2 separate regions of the Homo sapiens genome follow, and region 1 is linked to region 2. Evidence: chromatin contacts called from ENCODE Hi-C or POLR2A ChIA-PET data. All regions are on one chromosome and are shown on one strand. The core of a region is the stretch at or near the end of the contact, and the rest is flanking DNA. Distances in the headings are between cores, read along the strand shown.

Region 1 (4,087 bases), core at 1,543-4,042, 54 kb after region 2:
GATAGGCCACCTGCAAGCTGAGGAGCAACGAAGCCAGTAGTTGCTCAGTCAGAGTTCCAAAGCCTCAAAAGTAGGGAAGCCAACAGTGCAGACTTCAGTATGTGGCTGAAGATCTGAGATCCCCCGGCAAACCACTGGTCTAAGTCCAAGAGTCCAAAGGCTGCAGAACCTGGAATCTGATGTTCAAGAGCTGGAAGCATCCAGCAAGAGAGAAAGATGAGAGTGGGAAGACTTAGCAAGCCAGCTGATCCCACCTTCTTCCCCCTGCTTTTTTTCTTCTTCCTTTTTTTTTTTTTTTTTTTTGAGACAGAGTCTCGGCAATTCTCTTGCCTCAGCCTCCCGAGTAGCTGGGACTACAGGTGCCTGCCACCACTGCTGGCTAATTTTTGTATTTTTAGTAGAGATGGCATTTCACCATGCTGGCCAGGCTGGTCTCAAACTCCTGACCTCAAGTGATCCACCTGCCTTGGCCTCCAAAAGTGCTGGGCTTACAGGTGTGAGCCACCGCGCCCGGACTGCCTTTTTCTAGCCTCACTGGCAGCTGATTGGATGGTGCCCACCCACACTGAGGGTGAGTCTTCCTCTCCCAATCCACTGACTCAAATGTTAATCTCCTCTGGCAACACCCTCATAGACACAGCCAGGGACAATACTTTGCACCCTTCCATCCAATCAAGTTAACACTATTAACCATCACAGGCACCTATAGACAGTGCTTTGGGTAAAGTAGGTGTCAGCAAACTGTAGTCTGCAGTTTGAGTCCCGCCTGATGCCTGTTTTTTAAAAATAAACTTTTGTTGGAACACAGCTACGCCCATTCATGTACTTATTGTCTCTGGATGCTTTGGGCTATAACAGCAGAGTTCAGTGTAACAGAGACCATGTGGTCTGCAGAGCCTAAGATATGTACTACCTGACTTAAAAAAAATTGCAGATCCTTTGGATATAGCACTGTACCTTGAGTTGCAATTTCACTATTTATTTTATAATGTGCTAATAGCATAGTTCCTGACCAGAAAATACTAAAGAAATATCAACTAAATAATGATCACAATCTCTCTTTTAATGTAAAAGGGTTTCAATATTTATTTAGTCCATAATTCACTTTTTTGTTTGTTTGTTTGTTTTTTTGAGATGGAGTCTTGCTCTGTCACCAGTCTGGAGTGCAGTGGCGCGATCTCAGCTCACTGCAACCTCCACCTCATGGGTTCAAGCGATTCCCCTGCCTCAGCCTCCTGAGTAGCTGGGACTACAGGCACATGCCACCATGCCCGGCTAATTTTTTTGTATTTTAGCAGAGATGGGGTTTCACCACATTGGCCAGGATGGTCTCGATCTCCTGACCTCATGATCCACCTGCCTTGGCCTCCCAAAGTGCTGGGATTACAGGCATGAGCCACCGTGCCCAGCCAATTCACTTGTTTTAAACATGTCAAGCACACTGGTCTTAGGCTGCCACTTCCTATCTTTCCAGTTCCTTCCTTCTAGCCCTCTGTCTCCAGCAATTCTTCAGCCCCATGGCTATCTGCAATCTATTGATTCTACCGTCTCACAATCCCTCAATATACATATCCAATATAATTCTTCCAGATGGCCAAATAATTTCACTTTTAGGATTAAAAAGAAAAGAATAATTGAGGGCAGATCTTGCAATCTATAGGTAAGCTCCGTGAGGGCAGGGCTGTGTCTGGCACATGTCTGGTGGTCACGAATAGTTGTTGATTGACTGCAGACCATTTCTACTTATTCTGGGGATCATAGAGTGGCAGTATAGAGCTTTAATGATAATCTGTCCATCTGCTGTTGGGGCACGTGAGATTTGCAGAGGTAAGTGGCCTACCCAAAGTCTACCCACTAACTAGAGATAAGTTCCCCAATTCCCATCCTGGGGTTCTTTTCTGTGTACCGGGTTGCCTGTGTCCACTTCAAAAACCCGAGGAAAACTTTGGAATTAAGATTAAAGAACAAACATTTAAACTTGGAAGGGAAAGGGATATTGGAATCACTCTGCTTGTATCTTGTGTTGTAGCACAAGGAGGTGCCCTTGGAAACATGCAGACACACTCGTAGCCCTCACCATCAGCAGTGAGTTGTGAGAGTTTGGTCAAGTTGCTTAACTTCCAGTCCTTAGTGAATGCTTCTGACAAATGGGGATTGCCTAAATGGGGTTGTTGTGAGGCTTTCGGAGTGGGGTTGCAAAACTCACACTACAACTCAGAAGTGAGAAAAAGATTCTGTCATCTTGTCAATGACTGACCTGGTCCTCACGAGCCCTTCACATATTGGTGAGCAAGAAAAAGTTAACTGAAGTTCGAACTTTGTTTAAAATTTAGTCTAAATGGGTACAGAGTTTCAGTTTGGGATGGTGAAAAAGTTTTGGAGGTGGACAGTCGTGATGGCTGCACAGCAATGTGAATGTGTTTAATATTACTGAATTGCATACTTAAAAATGGTTAAAATGACAAATTTATGTATATTTCATCACAATAAAAAAACAGCCTAATCTGATCATGTAGGCAGTCGGCTGTGGTCATGCACAGTTGCTTTTGGAGAGATGACCTCTCTCTTAATTCCCTGGGTTCTGGCCTCACTGTTACTCCCTAAGATTGTATTTGGATGTGGTGGGGGCACTGGAGGTGGTGGCTTATGCGATCTGTGGCACTGGAAAGAGGTGAGGGCCTTGGGCATGATTTCCTTGGCCTCCTCTGGTTCCCTTAACCAGCCAAGTACTGCTGGCATCTACTCTCCAACCTTTGTCTCATGCCTCTGGGCTGAGGAAACACGAGATACTGTGACACATCAAAAATTTCATTGTGACCTAAGTTGGGCAGCAGCGTTGTGGCTTACTTAGCATGGAGAGGAACCATGAGTCACGCTGGCTGCCACGTCCTCTCATGTGCATCCAACAGGCATCACAGGGGAAGGAGGGAACATGGCCCCTACTCATTTTCAAAGACAGTACAAAAGCAATAAATGAAACTCAATGAAAAGAAGCACATCGTTGTAAACCACATGCCATTTTTGAGGTCCTAGAATAATCATGAAATTAGAAGGTGGTGTCCCAGCTATGTGCTGATCAAATGCTGATCCACAAACCGTATGGTGCTATCTGGGTCTGAACTACCTGCCGGGACTTGGTGGTAGTGGTGGTGGCAGTGGTGTGTGTGTAACTTACCACCAGGACATTAGCCAAATCTGAGAATCACTGCTTATGTCGATATACCTTTTCTAGTCTAATATTTGTTTAAATTACGGCAGTTAATAAAGAAGACAGCATGCTCTTGGCTCATTAAAGCCATTACAACAGTAATAGTATCATGGAGAACCAAAGAGGTTTTTTTTTTGTTTTTTGTGGGTTTATTTTTATTTATTTATGTTTTTGAGACAGAGTCTCGCTCTGTCGCCCAGGCTGGGGTGCAGTGGCACAATCTCGGCTCACTGCAACCTCTGCCTCCTGGGTTCAAGCAATTCTCCTGCCTCAGCCTCCTGAGTAGCTGGGATTACAGGCACGTGCCACCACACCCAGCTAATTTTTGTATTTTTAGTAGAGACGGGGTTTCACCATGTTAGCCAGGTTGGTCTCAAACTCTTGGCCTTGTGACCTGCCCACCTCGGCCTCCCAAAGTGCTGGGATTACAGGTGTGAGCCACCACACTGGCCAAAGAGTTTTTTAAAAGCACAGTTGATCATAATTTGCCTTTGGTAAAATAAATGGGAGCCAAAAGCACTGAACAAATTCTACCCTCTCCAAGGCTCTTATGCGTATCTACTTACTGAAAATGCGTCCAAACACTCAGACATGAACTATTCTGGTGAATATAAAGGGCTTATTTTTCTATTTGCCCTGGCTCTTCCCCTGCCCCAGGGACTGAGCCCTAAGAACTGCACCCTGGGGCTCTGGGGCTCTCTCGGGTTCAGCCACTAGGGGGCACTGCGATGAGTGGTGCCCCGAGGAGACAGGGCCTGGGATAGTTCTTCCTTACTCTGGGCTGAATTTTTCTGGCAGACGCCGCATGTCTCTCTACAGCTGTAGCTCCCGATGGCTGTCCCCTCCTCAGGAGCTCCAGCTACTGGCTGGGCAGTACCC
Region 2 (4,028 bases), core at 1,281-3,780:
CGGAGGTTGCAGTGAGCTGAGATCGCACCACTGCACTCCAGCCTGGGCAACAGCAGAGTGAGACTCCGTCTCAAAAAAAATAAAAAAATAAAAAATGAAACTCATCAGACAAGGTGATTTCTGTAAAAAGACTAAAACCACTCCCAAGAACAAGTATTGGAGGGTCCCCAGCACACCCTTCTCTACAGGAAGCCACCTTTACACTGTGAAAGGAAGCAACAGAAGTCAGACAAGCTTTCAGGGGCTCACTAAAACCAAGACCAGGAGACAGAATAATTTAGAAAAAAATTAATAAATTGGCAGAATTTCAGATAGCACAGAATTTAGTGTGGCCTGGGGGTCTCAGGAAAGACATCTTTTAAAAAGAGTGGATTTCGTGGGGCCTTGAGCTTCACAGCTTTGCTTCCCATAGAGAATATGGTGAGCAGGACAAGGCCCATGAAGGTCTTACTGACATTGCTCAAGGGCTCCATACACCTTTACTTAAGAATCAAATCAACATCTCCTGCCACAAACAAAACATGTACAAAGAACAGCCTGTGTGCTATGCAGACTTCTCCGTAGCCCAGCTACACGTCTGGATCAGCACTTATTTTGGGGAACACGGGTTGCATGCAAGAACCAGAGCCCCGCCGACTTTCACTGGAGGTGGTCAGTCGCTCCACGGTGGAGTTCAGAATGGTGACCACGCAGGTGCCTACCTCCTCCACGGGAGAGGAAAACAAGAGCTCAAACAAAACATCATGCTGCACGTGGAAACGCCAAGGACTTCGCCTCCTTCCTGCAGCTCTGTGGCTCCCTGTCTGGCTCTCAGCAAGCTGCATCACACCTTCCCTCCCCGGGAGCTCTGGCGCTTGCCAGATTTGCTAGGCAGGCTCTATACTTATTGCAAGTGGTAACACTAACAGTTACAACTAATGAGAACTTGCCACATGCCAAGCACTACTATACCTGCCCTGTTTATGTTCTCTCATTGAGTTCTCACAGTAACACCGATCCCATTTTGCTAATCAAAGAAATTCTGGGTCGTGAAGGTAGGAAAAGGTGTCCCATGTGTCTTGGTTTAAAGAAAAAGATCTTTGGGTAAGCTGGTTAGGAGGTGGCATAGTAGCATTTATTATGTTATTCCTTAAACCCTCCCTCTGTTTCCACCACAAATTGTTTTGATTTTTAAAATGAGCCTGAAGTTTACCACCCTGAATTCGGCCTAAAAATACCTCCACCTGCCAATACCAGGAGACCAGCATAAAGAGGTACTGCCAGCCCCTCCCATCCCAGACCTTGGGATGCCCCGGTTTATTGTGACCAGTTACACCTGCCCTGGAAGGAGAAACACAGCAAAAAGAGAATCAGCGACAGGACCAGAATCAGGGAACTCATGTTCTCCAAGTACACATGGACAGAAGTCTTCATTGTTAGGCACAAACTGTTTACTAAAAATAATGATTCCAGTGCTGAGTAAAGCACAAAGACAAATGGGATGATTTTCAAACCCTCTGGTAGCCATTGGGAAATTGATCAGGTAGGAAGGAAGCCCAGTTCAAACTTTGTTTTTTCCAAGAAAGACATGGCTCCTCAAATCTTTCTCCTTGAAAAACTCCTAAATGTTAAAGGACCAGGAGCAGAGCAAGATGGGTGAATGGAAGCCTCCCGTGATTGTTCTCCCCACAGGAACACCAAAGTCAACAACTATCTATATAAAAAAGCACCTTCATCAGAACCAAAAATCAGGTGAGCAATCACAGTACCTGGTTTTGACTTCATTTTGCTGAAAGAGGCACTGAAGAGGGTAGGAAAGGCAGTCTTGAATTGCCAACACCACCCCTCCCCTATCTCTGGGCAGCAGCCATGTGGCAGAGAGAGAGAAGCCGTGTGCTGTAGGAGGGAGAGCACAGCAACTGTGGGACTTTGCATGGAACTCAGTGCTGCCAACACCGGGCAGAACTCAGCCAGCGCCCACTGAGGGAGCATGTAGACCAGCCCTAGCCAGAGGAGAATCACCCATCCCAGTGGTCAGAACCTGAGTTTTGGCAAGCCTCGCCACCATGGGCTAAAGTGCTTTGGTGTTCTAAATAAACTAGAAAGGCAGTCTAGGCCACAAGGACTGCAGCTCCTAGGCAAGTCCTAGAGCTGTGCTGGGCTCAGAGCCAGTGGATTTGGGGGGTGGGTACACAACCTACTGAGACACCAGCCAGGGTGGCTAAGGGAGTACTGGATCTAACCCTCCCCCAACTCCAAGCAGCACAACATGCAGCTCCAAAAGAGATCCCTTCCTTGTGCTTGAGGAGAGGAGAGGGAAGAGGAAAAAGGACTTTGTACTGTAACCAGAATACCAGCTCAGCCACAGTAGGATAGGGCACCAGGCAGAGTTGTGAGGCCCCCACTGCAGACCCTAGCTGCCAGACATTTCTAGAAACACCCTGAGCCAGAATGTAACCTCCTGCCTTAAGGGAAGGATGCAGTTGTGACAGGATTCTTGTTCTTCTGACTAAAGAGCCCTGGGCCCTGCATGATCTGCAACAGTAACCAGGCAATACATGCCATGAGCCTTGGGTGAGACTCTGAGACATGCTGACCCAGCTGTGGTCAGGTGTGACTCGGCACTTTCACAGCTGTGCTGGCTATGAGGAGAGATTCCTTCTGCTTGAGAAAAGCAGAGAGAAAAGAGGACTTTGTCTTGCAGCTTGGGTACCAGCTAAGCACAGTGGGGTAGAGCACCAAGCAAGCCCTTCAAGTCTCTGATTCCAGGTTGTGGCTCTTGGATGGCATTTCTGGACCTACCCAGGCCCACAGGGGACCCCACTGCCCTGAAGAGTGCGTCTCAAACCTGCCAGCATTCACCACAAGCTGACTAAAGAGCCCCTGGCCTTAAGTGAATATGGGTGGTGGCCTGGCAGTGCTCCTTGTGGGCCTGTAGTGCTGGTGGACATGGGTGAGAGTCCTCTGCCTGGGGAAAGGAGAGGGAAGAGTGAAGGGACTTTGTCCTGTGATTTGAGTGCCAGTTGAGCCACAGTAGAGTAGAGCACCACATAGATTTCTAAGGTTTCCAACTCGAGGCCCTGACTCCTGGACAGCATCTCTGGACCCACCTGGGGCCCCAGGGAAATCACCTCATGTCTGAGGGGAAGGACACAAGCCTGGCTGGCTTTACCACCTGCTGATTATACAGCCCTAGGGCCTTGAGCAAACATAGGCAGTAGCCAGGTAGTGGTTACAACAGGCCTTAGGCAAGATCCAGAGCTGTGGTGGCTTCAGTTCTGACCAGTGCAGTCCCAGTGGTGGTGGCCACACAGTTGCTTGTGTCACCTCTCCCCCAGGTCCAGACAGCTTAGCATAGAGAGAGACTCTGTTTTGGAGAAAGTAAGGGAAGAGAACAAGAGTCTCTGCCTGTGATCCAGAGAATTCTTCCAGATCTTATACAAGACCACCAAGGTGGTACCTCTACAAGTCTATAAGAACCACACAGTTACTGGGCTTTGGGTGTCCTCTAATGCAGATACAGCTGCAGTGACAAAAAACTTGGATGACAACACCCAAGTACCTTTGAATACCTGGAAAGTCTTCCTAAGAAGGATGGGTATAAACAAGCCCAGATTGCAAAGGCTGCAATAAATACTTAAATCTTCAAAGCCCAGATACTGACAAACATCCACAAGCATCAAGACAATCCAGGAAAACATGACTTCACCAAACAAACTAAATTAGGCACCAGAGACCAATCCTGGAGAGACAGAAATATGTGACCTTTCAAACAGAAAATTCAAAATAGCTGTTTTGAGGAAACTCAAAGAAATTCAAGATAACACAGAGAAGGAATTTGGCATTCCTTCAGATACATTTAACAGAGATTGCAATAATTTAAAAGATTCAAACAAAAATTCCAGAGTTGAAAAACACAATTGACATACTGGAGAACACATCAGAGTCTCTTAAATAGCAGAATTGATTAAGCAGAAGAAATAATTTGTGAGCTTGAAGATAGGATTTTTGAAAATACATCAGAGGAGACAAAAGAAAAAAAGAATGAA

The links. Hi-C counts contacts between places; a loop is a spot of excess contacts on that map. ChIA-PET counts read pairs that join two places held with the same protein, here RNA polymerase II (POLR2A). Pooled maps may share reads with other maps.
Region 1: a map of mammary epithelial cell shows a loop between it and region 2 (5-fold over the local background). The contact joins two enhancer-like sites. A Hi-C loop is called at or near these places in 6 of 168 maps with a recorded cell type or tissue (Caco-2, K562, breast epithelium and 3 more), 5 of 37 single-sample maps with no recorded cell type and 3 of 50 pooled maps. POLR2A ChIA-PET finds 5 or more read pairs at or near these places in 2 of 52 experiments (MCF 10A and activated CD4-positive, alpha-beta T cell).

Annotation. Positions count from the first base shown.
Region 1 is chr7:24,784,344-24,788,430 of GRCh38, forward strand. It overlaps a transcript of GSDME not described here. Among named protein-coding and RNA genes, the nearest start is that of GSDME, 29 kb to the left of the region's middle. Within about 2 kb of position 2,793, at least 7 of the 41 ENCODE cell types and tissues checked have a DNase peak (open chromatin) inside an H3K27ac peak, as active enhancers do; they include mammary epithelial cell, where a contact is called at or near this core.
Region 2 is chr7:24,730,746-24,734,773 of GRCh38, forward strand. All of the region lies in intron 3 of GSDME (gasdermin E), which reads right to left. Among named protein-coding and RNA genes, the nearest start is that of GSDME, 25 kb to the right of the region's middle. Within about 2 kb of position 2,531, at least 3 of the 41 ENCODE cell types and tissues checked have a DNase peak (open chromatin) inside an H3K27ac peak, as active enhancers do; they include mammary epithelial cell, where a contact is called at or near this core.